Linked DNA regions of Homo sapiens: region 1 is linked to region 2. Evidence: chromatin loops called from intact Hi-C (ENCODE). Cell type or tissue: gastrocnemius medialis. All regions are shown on one strand. Links, peaks and the distances in the headings refer to the core of each region. The heading gives the core; the rest is flanking DNA.

The links. Hi-C counts contacts between places; a loop is a spot of excess contacts. Peaks named below come from ENCODE experiments on the same cell type or tissue, not always from the same donor. Only the 100,000 strongest peaks of a DNase experiment are listed, where the experiment ranks them.
Region 1: a loop joins it to region 2, with 5 times the contacts of the local background. A loop is called at or near these places in 3 of 110 quality-filtered maps.

What each region holds. Positions count from the first base shown.
Region 1 is chrX:153,791,366-153,798,203 of GRCh38, reverse strand. It overlaps IDH3G (isocitrate dehydrogenase (NAD(+)) 3 non-catalytic subunit gamma), which reads left to right and starts at 3,829. Exons shown (of 13, transcript NM_004135.4): 1 at 3,829-3,958. The coding sequence starts at 3,878. SSR4 (signal sequence receptor subunit 4) reads right to left here and starts at 3,536. Exons shown (of 6, transcript NM_006280.3): 1 at 3,450-3,536; 2 at 1,652-1,770; 3 at 672-746; 4 at 390-479; 5 at 68-133. The coding sequence starts at 3,516. RefSeq lists enhancers at 3,580-3,839, 3,739-4,466 and a silencer at 4,130-4,279. In gastrocnemius medialis, for the core only: no CTCF peak of the experiment used is centred there; DNase peaks (open chromatin) are centred at 3,713 and 4,073; H3K4me3 peaks cover 2,340 bases; H3K27ac peaks cover 2,500 bases.
Region 2 is chrX:154,371,767-154,374,569 of GRCh38, reverse strand. FLNA (filamin A) reads left to right here. Exons shown (of 48, transcript NM_001110556.2): 1 at 1-64. Among named protein-coding and RNA genes, the nearest start is that of FLNA, 1.5 kb to the left of the region's middle. RefSeq lists silencers at 1-59, 1,602-1,661, 2,605-2,803 and enhancers at 1,149-1,198, 2,383-2,803. In gastrocnemius medialis, for the core only: CTCF peaks have their summits at 862 and 1,075 (motif pointing left); DNase peaks (open chromatin) are centred at 887 and 1,096; H3K4me3 peaks cover 806 bases; H3K27ac peaks cover 1,934 bases.

The sequences.
Region 1 (6,838 bases), core at 2,759-5,258, 580 kb after region 2:
GCTGTGGAGAGGATAACCTTCACTCAGCCCAACAACCCCAAAAAGGAGGAGGGACCAGGCCACTCACCCGATGGTCCACGCTGACTGTAAACAGAGGCGGGATGATGGAAATGTCCTCGTTATTCCTCTGAGCCTGCAAGGGAGGTGCAAGGGAGGTGCTGGGGTCAGGGGTGCCTGGCGTGTGGGGGTGGGGAGGGGAGGGGAAAGACAGGTAGGAACACCGGCCCAAGCCCCAGAAAAGGAAAGGAGAGAAATGGGCAAGAGACACTGAGGAAGGGACAGGATCACAGAAAGGCCACCCAGCTCAGGACTTGCTGCCAGCACCTCCCAACCCAGCCCATCCTGCTCCCCAGGGACAGGGGAGCACAGTGGGCTACAGGAGTCCTCACCTTCCTGAGGAGGCTGTAGGACTCCTCGTCGAAGAATCTAACCTCATAGGTGCCTGCGTGGGCGCTCTTGTGGTCCAGGCTCCAGGACACCTGGGTTGGGTGTTGAGCAGAGTGTGGGCAGAGTGGACACGGAGGGGCCACCCTGACCACCAGTGCCGACACTGCAGCACTCCGGCAGCCAGAGCCCACGGCCCCTGGCCCTGGTTGACCGGCCACCCCTGGGGCTTCAGGTCACACCCGGGAGCAGGGAGCCCCCTAGCAAGGGAACCATTGGCCCCTCACCTGATAACGCCCCACATCCTGGCCTCGAGTGACAGGGAATTGTTTTCCACCGACGTCAGCATAGAGAGCCATGTTCTGGGTGAGGGAACAAAGGCAGGGTCACCTTCTGCCCCCTCTGGGTGTGGGCAGAGGAGCCCTGTGCGCTGCTCACACGGCCTGCAGGTGGGCAGGCTAGGCCCAGTTGGGGGCTGCAGTGTCCCTGGCAGGAGGTACCAAGTAACACTCACCAATCCCGTGACTGGCCCTCTGCATTGGTCTTCCCTACGGGGGCACAAGGCCAGATCCCCATGGCCGGGCCTAACTGGACGCATAGGAACCCTGTTGACTGTGAGCAGGGGCGGGATGATCAAAAGGGCTGAGTGATTTCCTGAGTCTACAAGGGAGGTGCTGGGGTCAGGGGTGCCCAGTGGGCTGCCCAAGGGGTGCTTTACCCTAAGAGGGCCATACCCAAAAAAGGCCCCATTTCCTTCTTTGGACTTATGGGAACTTAGCTGGGCATGGTGGCGAGCACCTGTCATCCCAGCTACTTAGGAGACTGAGAGGAGAATCGCTTGAACCCGGGAGGTGGAGGCTGCAGTGAGCCAAGATCGTGCCAATGCACTCCAGCTGAGGCAACAGAGTGAGACCCTATCTCAAAAAAACAAACAAAAAACAAAAACAAAAACAAAACACCCACACAGACAAACTGGCCAATGGCAACCGGGGTGGGCTGACTCCTGGCCCTTTCTCCCGGTCCAGATACTCATTCAGGAAACAGCGGGTGGTGAGCCCAGGGTTACCTCGTGTAGGCACAGCACACAAAGCAGGTGAGGAAGGTGACCTGTCAACACTGGCTAGGATCTGGCATCACCGTGCCCTGATCTCTCCGGCACCCCAAGAGTTGGAATCTTGATTCTCCCTCTATCGACACAGGTCCCCCATCAACTAGCAGTGAGGAGCACCCCCCACCCGCCCTCCTGTCTGAAACCCCACTGTCTCACCTGGACCCTGTTCTTGCATGTCAGGGAGATCTCCACAATGAAGACGGTCTCAGTGGAAATGACAGCGTCAGAAGTGGTGTAGTAGGAAGGGGTGATCTGGGGCTCCAGGCAGGCCTCGGCTGCGGGGAAGAGGGAGAGATGCCTGGGTAAGGCCAGCTCGAGTATCCCGGTCTGAGGGCAGGATGGCCCGGCCCTGCCTCATAGCACGGATCAGCTGGGGACCCATGCGCTCTTCCTGCCCCTTCCAGGTGGGATATGCGAGACAGATCCAAGTGCTCGGTCACAAATGCAATGGCAACGTAGGCGGGATGGCTGTGAAGGAAGGCTGGGGAGGGGCAAGGCCGGCTTTCTGGAGGTGTGCAGGAAGAGCGAACTGGGGACAGGTGGGGGCTGGATTCACTGGACAATACATGCCAACACTTGGACCTATGACACGGAGGCCCGGGGGCCACGCCAGCCTCAATTCAGAGCCACAAACGGCCTGGACGAGTTACTGAAGGCATCCTCAGCAGAGACATCGGGGGTGGGGGCTGCAGGCAGGCAATGCACTGGGGCTTTCAAGATGAGAGAAAGGGTCTCTGCCCCCGGCCAGTTGACAGAAGGTGAAGACTGGCCCCAGCGTTTCCTGAAGAAGTAAACGGGAGAGACTCTGGTTCCAGAAGCACAACTTGTTAGCTGTGAGAGAAAGGACCTTGCCTTAGCCTTCTCCATAACCAGAGGCCCAAAGGAAAGGAAGGCTGCCGCCTACATCAGAGGGTGTGAAACAAAGGCTCCCCAAAGTGGGAATGTTCTCAGCCACCCGCTGTCCAAATGTGGTGCCCTGGCAGAACGATGGCTTCAGCAGAGGACGTCAGAGAAGGCTCTGGGTCTGGACCACAGGAGGCAGATCCCTAGGAACAGCGTGGAGGCAGTTCTCAGGGGCTAGATCCCGCCAGCCCTTCTGTGTCCTGCCTAAGTTGGGCCTGCTTCCTGTGGCGCAGGGGAGCCCCCGAAGGGTTTTATGGCCAGGCTTGTCCTCTGGATACGTCCCTGACTATAGTTCAGGGAATTCCTGAGGGGCAGATGAGGAGTGTGCGGAAAGGGAGGCCAGTTAGGCTGCCAAAACGTTGCAGGCAGCAAGGCTACTGGCCTGAAGGACGGCAGAAAAGGGAATGTGGAGAAAGCCGCCCCTGTCCAGTCCTGGCCCCCGGGCCCGGGGCTGGCTGCTGCAGCCACCTCCTAAACACACTCTGGAGTTCAGACCTCAGCCCCTCACGAATGCAAATCGACGGGACCCCTGGTCGGCTCTGCCGAAAACTCTGGTAAGGGTAAGGCAGGGCCCTCCGGAAAAGCCAGTCTTCGGCCTGGCACTCAAGGCCCTGCGCACCTTTGGCTCCCCATCTAACTCGCCCCGCTCTTGCTCCCTCTCCTCACTGAGGTCCCTTCCTAGCTTATGTGGCTCCTCCAGCCCCGTTTTTGGCCGCGATCGCTCAGCGCTACAGAGCTTCGCTCCGGTCCGACCCCGCAGGGAGCGGGAGCCGGGACATGTGTCACGTTCCGTGCTGCAGCTTGGGGGCCGGGCGCACCATGGAGGCTCGGGGACTCCTCTTCGTATGGGCAGACAAGGAAAAGCCTGGCTGCCGGTAAACGTGCGCGAGGTGCTTTGGTCCCCCCGTCCCAAGGCCGCCTGCCTCTCGGGGGAAGGCCCGGCCCGCAGCGACGGACCCTGAAAGGCCGGACCCCCGCATCCCTCCTGCCCCCAACACCACCTGCCGTGGGTCAGAGGCTCGCAAGAAAGAAGCCCCGGCTGGGCCGCTACCTGAGCAGCGGGAGAGGCTGGACAGCAGGAGCAGCGCCAGGGCGCCGAGAGATGCCATCGCCGCCATCGCCTCTTCTCTGCCTAGAGGAAAAGAAAACGAGCTCCCATGAACACGAGGGGCAAACGAGGAAGAGCGACGCGTAAGTGGCAGCGGCAGCCAATCGCGCACCGAACGGCTGGGCCGGCATTGTGACGTCTCTGGCAGCACTGACGTGGCCCCTCCCTGAGCCAGGGGCCCAGCTGGTCGCGGTCCCCCCCTCAACATGGCGGCAGCGGTGCTCTAGGCGCCGGAAGGGGGCGTGAATCGGTGCGACCGCGCGCGTGCGCAGTACCGGGTCCGCGCCTGTCCCCGAAACTTCGCACCCCGTCGAACTCTCGCGAGAGCGGTATCTGCGTGTCGGGACGTGCGGAGGCTCTCACTTTCCGTCATGGCGCTGAAGGTAGCGACCGTCGCCGGCAGCGCCGCGAAGGCGGTGCTCGGGCCAGCCCTTCTCTGCCGTCCCTGGGAGGTGAGCAGGGAAAGAGCCACGGGACCGCGGCAGCGGTCGCAGGGGAGCGGTGGGGTAGCCGCACCCGAAGCAGTCTGGAGTCCGATTGGCTAGGGGCCCCACCAGGGGCGGGGAAAGGGCTTCGCGCCGGGGTTGATTGGCCGCCTCCGCTGTCACTGAGGGGATTGGCCGAAGTTGGCCCTGGACCGGCTCCCCCAGGGGGTCTGCATCGGGTGGCGGGGGGCCCTCCGGACGGGCCGGGAGAGTGGGCCACGGCGGCTGTCACCTCCTTAGTGTCCTTGAAGGAGCCCTTCTGAGGCAGTCACTCACGTATCCCGGCCCGCCTTTCTCAAACCGCTTCGGGAATCCGGTTCCGGGACTCAAATTTCTCCACGGTTTCCTCTCTCGTGGACCGCTTTGCCACCTATCCCGGTGGCAAAGAACCGGACTTTGCCAGTCATCCCCCATAGTCCCCCAGTCTTAGAGCCCCAGATGCCTTCCCCTCGAGGCGCCTGGAATGGGAAGGAGCTAGGGTTTCTGAGGCTGCGGGGGTTTTGCTTCTGCTCTTCTCCGTGTGCGGTCTTGCGTATTCAGGTCCGAGTCTTCTTTCCTTACACTTATTTAAGAAGAGGTTAATTTAGGTCCTAGGTGGGCTGGAAACCATCTGAAGCAGCTGCCAGCCAGCACCTGGCCCTGATGGGTAAGAGGTTTGACCTCTAGGCCATGCTCCCACACTGAGCCACTGCGTGGCCTTAGGCCATTTCCTCCTCTCTCTGGGTTCTAGTTTCCCCTTTGGAACCCAGAGGGGAGGAGACTTCATGTTCTCAAAGGATCCTGTCAACTCTGACCTTCCAGAACTCCGTGACTTTGCGGCCACTCCCCAGGGACATCTCTACTTGCCATGTTTTCTCCTTCTGACCTCTGGGGGAGACTGCTTGTGCCTAATGAAATTCTCTTGACGATGCTGACTTCTCCCACCTTGCTGCTGAAAGGACGGCAGTATATAGTGGCTTTCCAGAGGCTCTGATGGCTCCAGCAACTGGGCTCCTGTAGGCTCTTGGTGAAGACATGTGTGCCTCCTCCCTGACCTCCCCTGTGTGTGTGCCTGTGTGTGCGTTGGGGTGGGAGTAGGGGACAGTGAACGGTGGGTAGCTGGGCAGTGCCTTGCCCTGAGACTGACCGTCCTGGGTGTGAGAACCCTTACAGAGGAACCCCAGGTCTTGAATCCCACTGATTTGGACGCCATAGGAAAACATGCAGCCACCATTGACACATGGTCCAACAGAAATATGCCAAAGACAGAAGCCTCAGCAGGCATAAGATGTGGGGTGTGGATGTTCTTTCTTTCCATGGAACCATGAAAGGGTGATGGGAGAGCGGGAGGCGTGTACATATTGCATCCTGCCTCACACTTGGCTCCTTTGATTGGTGGCTTCACAGGGAAGTCAGGGCACAAGGCAGAGCCTTTGCGACCTCCTGAAGGAAGGTGCCTGCATCTGTACAGTAAGGTCAGGGAAGTCCATCTGGAGCGCTCTCTGGGTCTTTTGCCAAAGCCCAAAGGAACACCTGGCACAGGGACCGGGTGGCAGAGAGGTTCAGCTCAGCCCTGGTGGTGATGTTGCCATCTGTGAGGGAGGTCCATGCTCTCAGGAGATTGGCTTGCTGCCACAGCTGAAGCCCAGGAGGAACTACTGCTGGGAGCTGCAGGGGTCCACCCGTGACCTCCCAGGGACACCAGCCTTGAACTCTGACCTGAGGGGCCAGTGGGGTGAAGGGGCAGGCGTGCTGTGTGGCACTAGCTACTGTGAGCAGCTCACACACCTCCTGTCCCCTAATCTTTCCAACAGTCACGGAAAGTAGGTACCTCCGTTCTGTGAATTTCAGATGAGGCCATGAAGCCATCTCAAGAAGAGTGGATGGTGGATTTGGACCGAGGCCTCCCTAGTCTCCAGATCTTTTTTCATTTTCTGATGTGCTTGTTCACTCAGGAAATGTTCCTTATGTGCCAGCTCTGGGCCAGGTACTGTGCTGGGTCCTAGGGTGACAGTATTGGACCACACTGACTTGGCCCCTCCTCTCGGGCTCAGGGGTTGAGGAGGGAGCAATGCAGTGATAACCTAGGGAAGGGGGTAAGTAGGGCCTTAGGGTCCCAGCTCAGTAGCCTTAGGGCATCAGGGAAAGCTCCCTGGAGGAAGGTCCATCGAAGCCGCTTTCTGCGTGCTTACAAGAGCCCCCAAATAAGATGATTTCAGATGTTGATAAGCGCTAGAGAGAAGACAGAAAAGTCCCGACCCGTTGATAAGCGCTAGAGAGAAGACAGAAAAGTCCCGACCGTGCCTGTGCTTGCAGATCCAGGTGCCACACAGATCAGCTGAGCTATCCTCGGGGCTCTGGTCCTTGTGGGCACCCTCTCCTAGCCCCTGGCTTGGACTGATGAGTGCCGGCCAGGGACACACAGACAGGGAGAGGTCAGACTCCGCCCGAGCCTTTCTGGACTTCTAGCTGGAAGGCATGGCTCTTTGGCCAATGGCTATGATGCTTCTGCCATTGGCTGGAACACTTTGCTGCTGCCTGGTGGTCAAGTGGCAGGGCATCCCCAAGTGACAGGGAAGACCTTGGCTCTGCCACCGTCTCAGGTGTGTTCTAGGTGGGGCTTCTTCCAGGACAGCAGGTCACTTGGCACCTGGCACATTTGGCTCAGGCAGCTTTGGCTCTGAAGCTGTCCGGCATTTCCAGTCAGGGCGTTGGGGACATTCGGCATCCAGCAGTCCTTTCCGAAGGCCTTCCTAGAGTTGGGTTTCTGTTATCAACCTTCCAGAAATGGCTGGATGTCCCTACACATTTGTTTTCGATTTCTAATGCCGAAGGGCCATTCCCCAGGGGGCCAGCAGTGCTTGTCTC
Region 2 (2,803 bases), core at 1-2,500:
GCGCGAAGGCGATCCGGGCGCCACCCCGCGGTCATCGGTCACCGGTCGCTCTCAGGAACAGCAGGTGAGGTCTCCGCGGCCCGGCTTCGCGCCGTAGGGTCGCCGCGCTCCTCGTCGGCCGGGGGCGGGGTTGGAGAAGGCGGGCAGAGAGGCCGGAAAACGCAGGCGCCAGCTCGCGCCCAGGTCCGGGCCAGGTTCAGCTGGGATGCGTGAGCCGATGGAGGCTCCCCTGGCATCTGGGAGTGAGTGTCCAGAGAATAGCTTCCCTAGTTGACCCACGAGCCATGTCTGTGCCCACGAATGTGGGAGCCTGAGGCCATGGGGGGTCCCCGAGAGAGAGAGGGTGTCTGGGCACTTGCCCATGAACGGACCACTGCATGCCTGAGAGAGAAGGGCCCTGACACCAGGAACTTGTGTGGACTCAGGGCGAGTGGCCACCTGGAAGGACACTTCTCAGCCAGTGTGCCCACTGGGAGGGGGACAGCGTGTCCCTTGCTGGCTCGAGTCCACAGGGCACCAGCTGCTTTGGGCACAGGGGAGCTGGTTCTGGGGCTGCTCTACTCCATGGGGGCCATGGTGAGGATGAGACCAGGCCAGGTTCCTTGGTTGGGCCCTGGGCCCTATGCCAGGTTGGCTCTGAGTTGGATGCGCACTGCCAGCCAGGATATAACCAACAATGTCCCCAGATTCCCGTGCCACCTGGGGCCAGGCAAAATAGGTTAAAATCCACTGGCAGACCCATTTGTAAGTGCTCCGAGTGCACCGTCAAGGTGGGAGCTTGGGAATGGGCGACCTCACCTGCCGCACCTGGACTTGCCAGCACAGGTCTCTTCTCACCTTGCCAGTCTGCGGCTTCCTTCCCTCCTGCGCCCCCTGGCTACGCAGGCCTGGAAACAGCTCCTTAGGGATCCCAGCTGAACAGCTCCTGGGCTTGGGCTATACCTCCCAGTGGGAGGGTCTGGCCTGGGGTCTGAGGGCCAGGGGTGGTGTGGTGGGCGGGGTGTGCCTAACATCCAAGAATCTACTCCAAATAAGGGAAAATATGAAAGAGCTGGATTTTGGCTTCCCAGGACTGCCCGATCTGGTGGCTTTGGGATCGGGCGACATCTGGCGGTTGATACTATGTTCTAGGGACAAGAACCCTCTACACGCCCATTCCTTGTTTCCTCTAAATAGGGAAAAGCTAGGGCTGGAAGACACGGCACCCACCTCCTGACACTCTTTCTGCTGGAATTGACCACTGGTCACTCTGACTCAGTTTCCCTGAGCTCTGAAGATTAAGGAATGAACCCAGACAACCCAGCTCAATGGCCCTTAGTGGAGAGAGAGTCAATTATTGATGGAATTCCGTGCCTGGGAACTTGCTTTCCAGTGGGGCAGGGGGACCAGAAGGACAACTTCAAGCCCGTCTTGAATGGGGCCCGTGCAGGGAGGGGTCTGTATGGGTTCCCCCTTCCCAGCCCTCCCTCCCACCTCCACCCCAGCTCCCAGACGCCCAGGCGCACTTGGTGCAGGTGTGTCTCAAAGTGGTCAGGAGAGGGGACAATATACAGGGGTTGGCCTCAGTACTGGAAAATGCCATTTGCACCCCCTAACACCACTACTAGTGGGAAAAACCAGTGGGGCCACAGGCTGCCCCGAAGTGAATGTGCTGGGCGGATCACAGCCCCACCACGTGTCATGTAGACACCCAGGGCTACAGGAGAGTCAACCATATTTGGGCATGACGTGCTGGCCAACCCAGGGCCTCCATCTCTCACTGGTCTTTAGCAGATAAATTAATTATTACTAGAATTGAACAGGAGGGACAGATACCTGCCTTCCTAGAAAAAAAAAAAAAACACTCAGAGGAGGAAACATTCTGGAGAGGGGAGGTACCGAGGACTGAGAGGGAGGGGAGTGCACAATGGGGAGGAAGCCATAGGCAGGCTGGCTTCTGACTGAAGATAGTAGCAGTGAGCGTCCCCAGCCGTCCCCTGGTCCCAGTCTACATCTCGGCACAGCAGCCACTGCACCATCTCCAGAGTTATCTACCAGAAAATTTTGAGTGAAGAGCCCCCACAGCTCTGGGGACACAACCCCCCAGGCCCCTGATCCCTGTCCTCAGGCCTCCTCTGCACCTGCCACCACACCTGAAGCCCACCCAGACCCAGGTGCTCAGAGCCTGACAAGTCTTATGGGAACCTCTGAGCAGGCCCCTCTGGGTCTGGAATGCCACTCCCGTGTTTGCCCCCTGCCCTGGCCACGCTGGGCTGAGGGGACTTTCCGACAGGAGAGGACCCCCCGCTTCAGCTCCCCCCAGTGCCCCGGGTGAACTGGCATGAAGGGTTAGGCGGGCACACGTCTCTGCATGCATCGCACGGCGCCCTCTGCCCGCGCCCACTGGCGTGCCCGTGGGCATGCCCGGACCCCTTCGAAGGCTGCTTGCTCCTGGAGTGCCGGCGGCCTCCTGGCCCAGTGCCCCATATCCTCCCGGGTGGAGGGAAGCAGAGAGGGAGGCGGTGGGAAGCAGCGGGCACAGGTGCGCGGGCGAGGGCCCTACGGACTGGGAAGGCGGGCCCGTGGCAGGGGGTCTGCGGGGACCGCGTAGGCGCAGGCCTTGCCCTGCAGCCGCTTCCCAGGTGATGAGCACACAAAGCGCCCTCGGCAGTGCCTGGTCCGGGGCTGCCGCTCTCCAGGGGTTCGCTCTTAGGGTTGGCCCCTTCCCGCCGCTGCCGGGCCGGCGGACGGGGATGCCGCCGGGGAACCCTAGGCCCTGGGGGCCCGGGGAAGGGGGATGACGGCGGGGGGTAGGGATGTGCAG